Regions from separate parts of the Mus musculus genome. Here region 2 is linked to region 1. A link is a loop called in an ENCODE intact Hi-C map of the cell type or tissue named here. Cell type or tissue: left cerebral cortex. All regions are shown on one strand. Links, peaks and the distances in the headings refer to the core of each region. The heading gives the core; the rest is flanking DNA. Region 1 has its middle 27 kb from the start of D930028M14Rik. Region 2 overlaps Cic (capicua transcriptional repressor).

Region 1 (5,361 bases), core at 46-5,045:
GTTCTTGCGTCCGTTTGTTTCTCGCACACTGTGTGAGTCCCACGGGGCCGCTTGGTACGGGGAGTAGCGAGTAGTTCCGCGTTCGCTTTTTGCACACGCTCTAGCGGTCTCAGGTACCTTACTCTGCTTGCCTGCGGGGTAGGTGTTTTCTGTATTTGTTTCTGTTTTAGGATCTGCGCTTGCAGTGTAGGTCTCGGGAGGCTTCTCTGTACAAGTGGGCAGTATGGGGGTAATGGTGTGGTATTTTTCTCGTATCTCAAGGATCCAGTGTGCACACCCAATATACGGGGGGGGGGGGCAGGAAAACCTTCTCAGTAACAAAGCGGAGGGTGATGGCTGCGGCTAGGAGCCGAGATCGCGCAGCACGTGCGGGTCCGGGCCTCCTCTTCCTCCCTTCGGTAGCATCTCTTCCCATTTCTGAGAACCAAAGACTTCCTCTCTTTCTTTCTGCACCTCCACGCCCCAGCCAGCAGGGGGTGGAAGCCTCGAGCCCTCTGCTGACCCTGTGAGGACCTTCCCCTGGTCCCTGGCTCTACCCAGTTCTCAGTCCTCTCCTAGTCGCATACTGTTCCCCAGGAGAGGGGTTCTCTCCTCTCCATCTCCCCACACCCTGTGCTCTCCCCCTTCCAGTGTCCCCCACTGCTTGTCACACCCCTAGGTTCTGCTGTCATCCCAGCCCGTCCTTTCCCTTCGAGTTTTCTCTGGGCTCTGCCTCTGTTACATCTCCCCCCTCCCCCCATCGTCTAGGTCTATGCTTTGGACTTTGCGTCTCTCGCCGTCTCTGCCTCATCTCTCATTACACATCACTGTTCATCAGAGAGCCCCTTCCAGTGTGGGCCTCCACCTGGCATTCCGTGCTGTCTCATTAGGCTTCTCCTTTCTGGAGTGCCCAGGTCGGTGTTTCTCAGTGTCCGCCGTCAGTCTTTAGACCTGTTTTTGCCGCTGTCTCTCGCAGTGACCTTACTTTCAGTGTCTTCCCCTCCATGGCTCTCTGTGTGTGTTTTCATCTCGTGCATAGTTCTTGGCTTCTCTGCCCGACGCCCCCCGACCCCCCCAATCTTAACTTGCCCTTGTCTGGCTTTCACTTTTTTACACTCTGTGCCATTTTCTGTGTCTCTGGATCTTCTGGTCTCTGTTGGGGTCCCTCTGGTGTTGCTCGTTCGTCTTGCCTTCCTTGGCTCCCCATCTCTCATTCTCCAGGTCTAATCTCTGGTCTGTGCGACTTCCCATCTCTGGAGTCCTCTGCCTCTACCTCCCCTCTCTCGTTGGCCTCTCTCCCGCATCTCTCAGTCTTTATCTCTTTTCGGGTCTCTCCCTCCTGCTCAGTCTGTCTTTTCTGTCTCTGTGGGGCTCCGTTTCAGCTCTGACTTCCTGTCTCTCATCTCTCCTGTGCAGGGACCTCTTTTCCTTATCTCTTTGTCTCTGGGTGTCTCTGTGGTTCTTAGTGCTTCTATCTTTGTGCCCCGTTTGCTCCCCTACTCCTCCATTCCTGGGTCTGTTTGTTTCTGTACATCTCTGGACCTCTCTCTGCTACTGGATTTCTCTGCCTCCTGCACTACCCTCTCTCTTCTTTTTCTCTTTCTCTTTGTCTCTGAGTGTCTCTTTACCTCGGGCTTTAGGGCCTCTTCTCGCTTTTGAGTCTCTCTCTGCTGAATCTCCACTCTCTCTTTTCGCCTTCCTCTCTTTCCGCTGCATCTAATTTGTTTTTCGGTGTCTCTGTGTCTCTGTCTTTGAGCATCGTCTCTGTTTCTGTCTCTCTATGTCTCTGGGCCCGAGCGTCTCCTTCTCTGTGTCTTTGAGTAAGTTTCTTTCTGTTCACAACCTCTCTTCCTTTCCCTATGTCTCTGTATCTCTCCATATCCCTGATATCTCTGTGTGTCTCTGTGTATCTCTGTGTGTCAGGACTTCCCCTTGTGTTAGTGTTCCCTTCTGCTTCTCTCTCCTCTACCATGTCCGTGTCTCTGTCTCAGCGTATCTCTGCATATCTCTGAGTCTCTCTGTCTCTGAGTCTCTGTGTCTCTGTGGGTCTCCGGCCTCTCCCTGCCTCCGTGTCCCCTGCGCTCCCCGCCCTCTCCCTCTCCCTCTCTCCCCCCCTCGCTCTCCGGCTCGCGCTCTCTCTCTGAGCATCCTTGGGCCCGGGGTTGCCATGGGGACAAGGTGGGAGCCGGGGATGGCGCGCGCCTGGGCTCGCGCCGGCAGCTCAGGCGAGGAGCAGCGGCCAGAGCAGCGCCAGCAGCAGGCAGCGAGCGGGCGCGGGAGCGGGAGCGGGAGCGGGGGTAGCGTTGGCGGCGGCGGCTCCTCCTCGGCCATCCCCTCGGAGCCGTGCAGCTGACGCGCATGGCGAAGACAGCGGCGCCTACCGATGGGAGCAGCGGTAAGGCAAGGCGGCGCGGCGCAGCCGGGCGGGCGGCGGGCAGCCTCCTCCTCTCCCCAGCTCGCCTGCGCGCCCGCCCGCCCGCCCTCCCTTCCTCCCTCTCCCCTCGCAGCCCCTGCCTGCCCGCCCGCGCCGCGCTCGCCCTTCCATTTAAAAATCTTTAAAACTTTGCATATTAATATCTGCGCTTTGCATAATCTGACCCGCGCTTTATTGATTGCAAGAAGCTTAATGCAGCCGGCTCGGCCTATTGCAGAGAGCTCTCCGGGCGGGAGCCGGGCGGGCGCCGCTCGCTCTGCACCGCTCTCCGGCTGCCCGCGCTGCTGCGGCCCCGGCCCTCTCGCTTCCCTCCCGGCGCTCGCACCCAGGCTTTGCCCCCTGGCTGGGTATTTTTATTATTTGGGGGCGAGAGTGGTGTGGGGGATCGGCTTGCTGTTGGAGGCAGTGAAGGAACCAAAGGAGAGACGGAGGGGGGTTGGGATAGGAAATATGGGGATTGAGAGGTTGAAGAGGGGGGAAAAAAAAGGAGAGGAGGCAAAAAGGATGGGGAAAGAAGAGGTGTGAAGGGGGAAGCAGGAGAGAGAGAGAAGGCAGCCGGCGGAGGATGGAGCTGAAAGGACGGAAGAGCGAGAGCCGAGACAGAGAAGAAAAAGGAGGGAGGCGGGGAGCGCAGACTAGAGAAAGAGCCAGAGACAGCCCCGGAGCTGGCGAAAGAGGCAGGCGGCGGGCGCTTCATCGTCGCCGCCCCCCAGGCCAAAAAATAAAGAAAAGGGGAAAAGGGGGGGGGGAAACCACACCAATAAAAAGGTGTTGAAAACAAAAACACATCGCATCTGGGGCCATCGAACACAAAAAGGAGTGAGCTCGGAGACGCGAGGCAAGGTGGCATCCGCTCCTGGCTGGTCGCGGCGCTTCGGAGAAGCTCCCAGGGCTGGGTGGGACATCCTATTTTAACCTTGCATTTGAAGAAGGGGTAACCGTGAAGAAAATGAGGAGAGAGGGTTCAGGGCTGGTGGCGGTATCGCCTGCTTTTTTTTTTTTTCTTTCCTCTCCCCCCTCCTTCCTGGGGGTGTGGGGGCCGGTTTAGTGTGGCGATGGTTGGTGATGCTGTCTGAAGCTCCGAAGCAAGCAGGGTGCATGGGGGGGAGAGGTAAGGGGACTGGGAACAAGAAAAGGCTTGGGGGTGGGAATGGGGGCGTGAGAGAAAGGAACGGGGTGCCTTGGCCGGCCGGCAGGAAGGGTAGGGAACGGGAAGTGGAAGCAGCCAGGGATGGGACGCGGAGAAGAGAGGCGGTGGTGTTTCTCAGGCGTGAAGAGATGTGGAAAGCGGAGCCCAGGGGCCCCAGAGTGATGTTAAGGAGCCGCAGCGCACCCCTCAGCTCTCTGGGCCAAGTCTGTAACTTGGGGAATCCCGTTGGCAGTCTCTTGTTCTCTTCTCCTTTCTTCCCCTGTTGTCATTTCACGCTCTTTTCTCTCTTTATGTCTTCTCTTTTTTTCCTCCAGTTTTTTCTCTTCCTCTTCTCACTGACAGATCCCCCCCCCCCCAGGTTGTCTTCCTTTCTCTTTCCATTCTATCTACCAGCTTCTCTCTCCCCTTTATTTCACTCTCTTCCCCTCTCACTCATTTCCCTGATTCCCTTCCCTCCCCCTCCTTCAGTTTCATTTACCCAACACTTTTGCAGCCTCAGCATTGAACAGGGTGTCAGGGAGAGGGCCCCCAGGCAAAGGCAAGGACCCTCTAACTTCCCACCAGACTCTAACCTCTGTGACCAAACCCCACAGATCTCCATGCTGATCTTTCCAGCCGTGGGGGGCTTTGGTCTGTCCTGGGGTCTTGGGACCACCTCTTATTTCTTTCTGGCCTCTGGAAAAGTCTTGCTGAAGCCTCCCTGGGTTGTGTGATGGGGGAAGACCCAAAGTGAGGGCTTATGACTGTGGTCTCAGCCCCATTGAGAGAGAAGGGTGTGGACAGAGAAGAAAATAACACAGGAGGGATGGGGAAGGACTGGGGTGTGAGGGTATCTATCCAAGAGGGCCATTAGAGCTTTAGCATCTCAGGTGAGAGATCCCAAAAGAAAGGCTATGGCTTGCTGACCACTCCCCACTTTCTCCCTCCACGGTTGGGTCTAGGACACTAGAACCAGTAAGTCTTATATTTAGAGAAATTTCAATCAGCTACTTAACTTCACAGTTGTAGATGGACTCTTGCCATCCTAGCAGACCACAGCGTGTAGGGGGAGAGTGAGGAGCCATTGCATGGTGGGGGCTCAGTGTGTTCAGAATCAGGTCGTGGCTGCAGCATGCGTGTATACAAGGCCTTCATGGTAAGGAAGAGGTGTTTCAGGATGGGCTAACTGAAGGTAGGAGCGGCTCTAGAGCCTGAGAAGAGAGAATCTGAAAGTGCAGAATCGTGACATATGTTTGTAGTGGGGGTCAAGTGCCTAATATCCCCATTGTGGGTGATCCACATACAAGAGGAGTCTGGCATGTATTCAGACCGGTCTCTTTCCAGCTTAAGGGTTTTTTTGTGCCATGCGGGAGACCCTCTCTGGCTCCTGTATGGAAGTGTCCATGGGTGTGCAAGGCCATGTTTTAGGTCTGGCGTCAGCGGCGGACATGAGACTCTTGTGCTTGGAGGAAAGCTCCCGTGTGCGGTTACTGGACATGTCGTGTGCACGTTACAGTCACCTATGTGAAAGTGTCCTTTCTGCACAGGGCTTTAATTACGATTGTTATTGTCATTGTTGGGAGTGCCCATGTGTCCTGGATAAGAGGGTGGGCTGGTTTAGGTGGAATACGCGGACAGGTGCCTTGCTTGCTCACTGAGGGCCTGGGGGGGTTTGACAGCATGTTTGCACAGCAGGCTTGAAACTGGGTCCAAGAAAACAAAACAAGAAAATACCTACCCTCCCACAGTCGGCCCCCCACCCCATAGTAACAAAGTATCCTCTTCTATGCGGACTGTGAAGCCGTGGCCTGCAGAGAAG
Region 2 (5,361 bases), core at 71-5,070, 99 kb before region 1:
ACCACCTTCTTCAATACCCAGACCCATCAGGTATCCAGAACCCCATGGCCTTCCACCATCATCACACTATAAAGCTACCAGGCACTCTGGGCCTTCTATTTAGCAGTGTAAGGAGGTGAGTAACGCCACTGCTCACCCTCTGTTGCCCCCAGAAAAAGGACCAGGAGAAAGGAAGGGAGCTACCACTGGAACAGCCCTGTGGTGGAAGCCTGTATATGTTATCTTGTTCACTGATGTTTCACAGCCACCTAGGAAGAGAGATCAGCCTTATGCCTAGTGTTTACGAGAGAAGATGAAGCTCAAAGAGGCTGAATAAATTATGCATGATCACACAGCCAGGGCTTTACATACTCAAGAACAAGTTCAAGTGTTCATCATCACTCAAGGTGGACACAAGTGGGAATTCCAAAAGGCCCAGAAACAAGATCAAACAATGACAATATAGTACAGTAAGCAAGCAGCCCCCAGGCCAGGGTCTGGGGTCTCCCCGAGTAGAAGAGGAGACCTGGGTTCACTGGACAGGTAACAGTCACACAAGGGTAGGTCGATCAAGAGCAGGCAATCCTCCTTTTCAACTTGCCCTGTTCACTGACAAAGCTGAAGGCAGGAGATGGCAAGAAACTGAGTCACTTGATCCCAAGGGGACAGGCAGGTCTGTAACCCTCTGACCTCCAGAGGGCCAGTCACTTGGCTGACAGCCCAGAGGGGCTACCAAAGGGACTATTAGGTGACTGCCCCCTCCCCTTTATGCAGCCCCTGACTCAGACCCTCCATTACCTCACTGCCCTAGGGACTGCAATGTGAGGCTGAAATCAATGTGGCCCACTATCTCCCCACTGCTGCCCCTCCTCTCCCCAACTGTGAGTCTTAGTGAGTCACCTACTGGCAAGTTAACCCCTTCCCCACTGCATTGTAGCCCAGGGACAGAGCTCGGAGAAGGCAGACTTCCCTGCTTCTGTTGGGTGAGAAAAAGCCAAGCACAGCACAGCACAGCAGGAAAAGAGGGCCTCACATCTGGGAAGATTGCACATCTGGTGGAACACACAGTACCCATGGAAAAAGGATAGGAAGAGGCCCTTTTCGGGGCAGGGTACAACCAAGTGGGGGCCCTGCCTGGCAGGGAGGGGCTGGAATCCGGGCGGGAAGGGCCCCCCTGCCCTGGGCACTGGGCCAGCCCTATACTTAGCTTCTATTGTTCAGGGTGGAAGAACCCTGGGTGGGGGTGGATTACGAGTGAAAGGGAAAGAGCAGATCCTATCCCCCAAACAGCTCCCCCTCTCCAGTCATACCCAACCCTAACTGGGGCCTCCCAAGTTGGAAAGGGCTGAGGGTTTCCCTAAACCGGGGCCCCAGCCCTATGTGAGAGGAGGTACACAGCCATCCTTCACTTGCCACCACAGGTACTGGGCAGGGCTATAGTGGGAGCCACCCTCTGCACCACCTCTCATCAACTCTACAAAAGCTTTAGCCCAAAACTAAGTAGCTCCCAACAAAACACACCATCCTGACCTGGGGACAGAACCCAAACACATCAACAGCCACCTGGGGTGGTGCAGGCCAAGACCTGCCCTGACGCCTGGGGCAAGCTGCCAGGGATGCTGACAGACCCAGGGACAGGCCGACTCACTCGGAACTCATGGCCCCAATTATTGAGCCCGCGAGGCACCGCGCCCTCGCCAGCCGCCCTTGGCTGCTCCCCGCCCCGGTCCGGGCTCGGCTCACCACCCCGGTGTCCCCAGCTTCCCTCACCCGCTCTCAACATACACACCCACCTACCCACCCACCCATCCCGGGAGGCGTCGGCGACGGCCAGAGTTGCCTGGGGAACAAGCCTAGGATTGGGCTGGCAAGGCTCCACAGGGATGGGGGGGGGGGGACTAAAAATAGCGCCAGGGTGAGTCAGTGTGCGCCAAGCTAGGGTAGGCAGGGAGAAAAAGGGGAAACGAGAGAGGGGAGAAGTTGGGGGGTGTCTCTAGGGATTGGGAGAAAAGCAGGTTGCAGGTGGAGAGTGGGATGCGGGCTTGGGGGTGGAAAGGTGCGAGAGCAGGGAGTGGTTGTGTGCAGGCTCCGGGGCTGGGAGGGCTACTCGGCGCGAACAGTGGAAGGCGCCACCGCCCGGCGGAGGAGGGGGCGCCGCCCTACGTTCTCCTACTCTCAGAGCGCTCACGAGATTTTCCACTAGCCGCCTGGCTCCCAGCCAGTCCCCGACAGGCCCTACAAAGCCGCTTTGTGCTTGGAAGGCGGGCGAGTGCCCGGCCGGCCTGACACCCACGCGGGCCGCGACGGGGCGCGGGCCAGCTGGCACCCAGTCTGTCTGGGATGGGGCGCGGGGGGGGGGGGGCACCCAGCCCGGAGGACCTAGCCACATAAGGGTTAACTACACTGAGGGCGGGGGTGGGGTGAGGAAGGGAGCCTCTGCCAATCGGCGGTCGGAAGGTGCGACAGTAACCAATAGAAAGGACCGAGTCCCGCTGCTAGCGTGGTGGAGGTGGTAATCTACCCCCAAGGGTGCGCGGGAATCCGCACCCATAGGTGCAGACGAGTTTGGGCGCGGTCTGTCTGTGTCCACAAAGCCCCAGGTGCACCGTTTTCCTGTCTTTTTTGCGAGCAACGGGCTTGGAGGCGGGGGAACATCTTGCTTTCAGGAGATGCCGCAACCGCCATCTGAACCCAAGCCTGTCAAGACTCCAGTTTTTCAGCCGAAATAGAGACTGGGGTTTCCTACCCGCGCCCTCGTGCGGAGCGGGAACCAGGGACGAAGTGCGGGCGGAGGAGGCGGTGCGCCGGGCTAGGGTCCAGCCGCCTGCGGTGCAGCCGCTGCCGCCGGTGGTAATGGGAGCCAGACGCCGTCGCCGCCGCTAATGCGCCTCCCTCCCGGCCACTAATGGAGCCATTAATGCCCAGGCGCCAGGGTCTTCGGGATGCACGCCTTCCCCCCCCCCCCCGCCCCCCGCGCATGCGTGCGTCTGCTGCCCCACCGCCAGCTGCCACGAGGAGGCAGCCTGATCCCTCTCAGTAATCAGGTGCTAGAAACTATTAAGCTTGGAGAGTTTGGGGTCTCTTACCAAGACTCCTACAGGCTCAGGAAAGTTCCTTATCATCTCCCTCATGTAACGCTCTTCTGTGATTCTTCCCGTCTCAGATAATCTACTGAGATCTGATCCTTAAGAGCCAACCTTCACTTTACCAGCTCTAAACTGTTTCTAAGTTTTACACTTGCCCCAGCTTTTCAGCCCCCATTGCAACCAACCTCTAAGTCTGGAGCTCTGGCTAACTACGAAGAGGTCATGCATGTTCATCCTTTCTTTCACGACCTTGAACTCTGTTTATTCCACATACTTCAGCTCTATGACACCCCTACCTGAACTTTCAAGTAAGTCTACAAGAACCAGAGTTGTCCTGACCTCTGGCTTCCTCTGATAGGAATACTCTTAGCTCTCCCCTGTCACATCCTGTATTTGCCTTTCCCACTCACTTGCCTTGGGACTGCTCAGCCCTGCAGCCAGCAGAAAAATGAACTGGAATTGATACCAGTTCGTTGTTGGAGAGAAAGTGGGTATCCTAGTGGGAAGAATGTGAGTTCCACAGGGAGTCAGGGTGACACAGGTTCAACCCCTTCAGTCCCTCTCTAGGACTCATTTTCCCCCCACTGATCATGGCATAGTGATACCTGGTCTTTTGAACACCAAATGTGTCCCCTGGAAGACTGGGATGGGGTATTTGGGTCATGCCCTCTAGCAGGTAGGTGGATGACATGAGACCTGCTTTCCTGCCACCCACTCTAGCCGGATCTCCTAGCTTTGCCCATATAGCCCCCGTCTTCCTGCCAGTGGGGAACAGGTGTATGGTGGGTGGATGTACAAGCTAGACCCGCGGACATGTCTAAGCAGGTTACAGGGGCAATAACAAACAGTTCATTTGTAAAAGACCAAGAAGGAGCCCCCAGGCCTGGACAACCTCCCTATACTCTAAGATATGGGAAAGTGGGTGGGTGGGGGGTGGCTCAGCAGGTAAAGGCATTTGTTGTACAAACGACCAAAATTAAATTTCTTGAACCTACCTAAATGTGCAAGGAGAAAACAGACTCCACAAAACTGTCTTCTGCTTCCCTCACACACTAATAATTTTAAAAAGAAGGAAAGGGGAAGGAGGCTTAGTGTTTGGCCACTGCCCTCCAGTTGAAAAAGATTAAAGATTCTGGACCTGCTCAGAGGGTAAAGTAGCTTGCTGCTAAGCCTTGCTACCTGAGTTTGATTCCCACAGGCCACATGATAAAGATAAAAGGACTGAACTGACTCCAACAAGTTGTCCTCAGATTTGCACAATTTCATTGTGGCACACACACATGCACATTCTCTCACACTCTCTCAAATCTGTGAACATTAAGGGAGAGAGAGAGAGACTGACATGCACAGAATAGGGGTATGAGGCTGGGACAGAGGCAGCAAGAGTATCTAAATAATGTGAGAGAACTGAACGTGGAAGGAAGCACACAGATCTGACTCCAGCACTTGAGAGGCTGAGACAGGAGGACTACACTAAGATCAAGATCAGTCTGGCCTATAAATGAGGAAAAGTATGGGGAAAGCCCTGGGTTCAATCCCAGTACCGTGTAAAGTGGACAGGCTTGGAGGCCCTCAAGAGGCAGAGGCAGGGGAATCTATAGTTTACGTCCAGCCTGGTCTACATAGAGAGTTCAGGAACAGACAGAGATATACAAAGAACTCCTGTCTCAAAAACAAACAAACAAAAAAACAAAACAAAAACCAACAACCATAAAAGACTTCAAGGGCCAGCAAGAGCTATATGAAACCTTGCCTCAGAAGCAACAACAGCAAAAATAACAAGGGCAAAGTTAAATGAAAAGGGAGGACTAGGGGAGGCCACAGCAGACACAGAACCCCCTCCCTCGATTGGGAGCCAAGACAGAAGAAGCTGGGCTGAAAGCTAGGCAAGGGCTGAAGCCCAGGTAAGGACAAAACCATGAAGGTATTAATTACACCTAGGCAGTCCTGAAACAGACAGCTGGAGGTCAGAGCAACACGGCAAAGCCATGCAGGAAACTAGGAGCAGACAAGAAGGTCATGCCAGCAATGGGACTGAGACATCTGGCCTCCTGGGTGGGGACTCCAGGTTGGTACTGGAGGGGTGTTCCTTTCCTGGGGAACAGGCGGGAAGAGTCAAAGGGAGGTGGCAATGGCAGCTGGCTGGCCATGCCATGATCAGAATGCAGAGAATGCCGGCAGCCTGCCCCAGCATGTCCCCCAGAGGAAGCAAATGCCTAGGGCGGGGGTGGGGGTGGAAGGGAACAGGAGCAGGCAGGCTGTCCTGGCCCACCCCCTCACACCTGCTGCCCTCCGA

Evidence for each region. Hi-C counts contacts between places; a loop is a spot of excess contacts. Peaks named below come from ENCODE experiments on the same cell type or tissue, not always from the same donor. Only the 100,000 strongest peaks of a DNase experiment are listed, where the experiment ranks them.
Region 2: it touches region 1 in a loop (7-fold over the local background); 4 of 42 quality-filtered maps call a loop at or near these places.

The regions. Positions count from the first base shown.
Region 1 is chr7:25,176,727-25,182,087 of GRCm38, reverse strand. It overlaps a transcript of Pou2f2 not described here. Among named protein-coding and RNA genes, the nearest start is that of D930028M14Rik, 27 kb to the right of the region's middle. In left cerebral cortex, for the core only: CTCF peaks have their summits at 485 (motif pointing right) and 2,362; DNase peaks (open chromatin) are centred at 1,599, 2,253, 2,941, 3,571 and 1 more place; H3K4me3 peaks cover 3,443 bases; H3K27ac peaks cover 2,369 bases.
Region 2 is chr7:25,275,998-25,281,358 of GRCm38, reverse strand. All of the region lies in intron 2 of Cic (capicua transcriptional repressor), which reads right to left. Among named protein-coding and RNA genes, the nearest start is that of Gm45974, 7.8 kb to the right of the region's middle. In left cerebral cortex, for the core only: CTCF peaks have their summits at 2,122, 2,795 and 3,001 (motif pointing right); DNase peaks (open chromatin) are centred at 1,267, 2,113, 2,510, 3,755 and 1 more place; H3K4me3 peaks cover 2,958 bases; H3K27ac peaks cover 4,116 bases.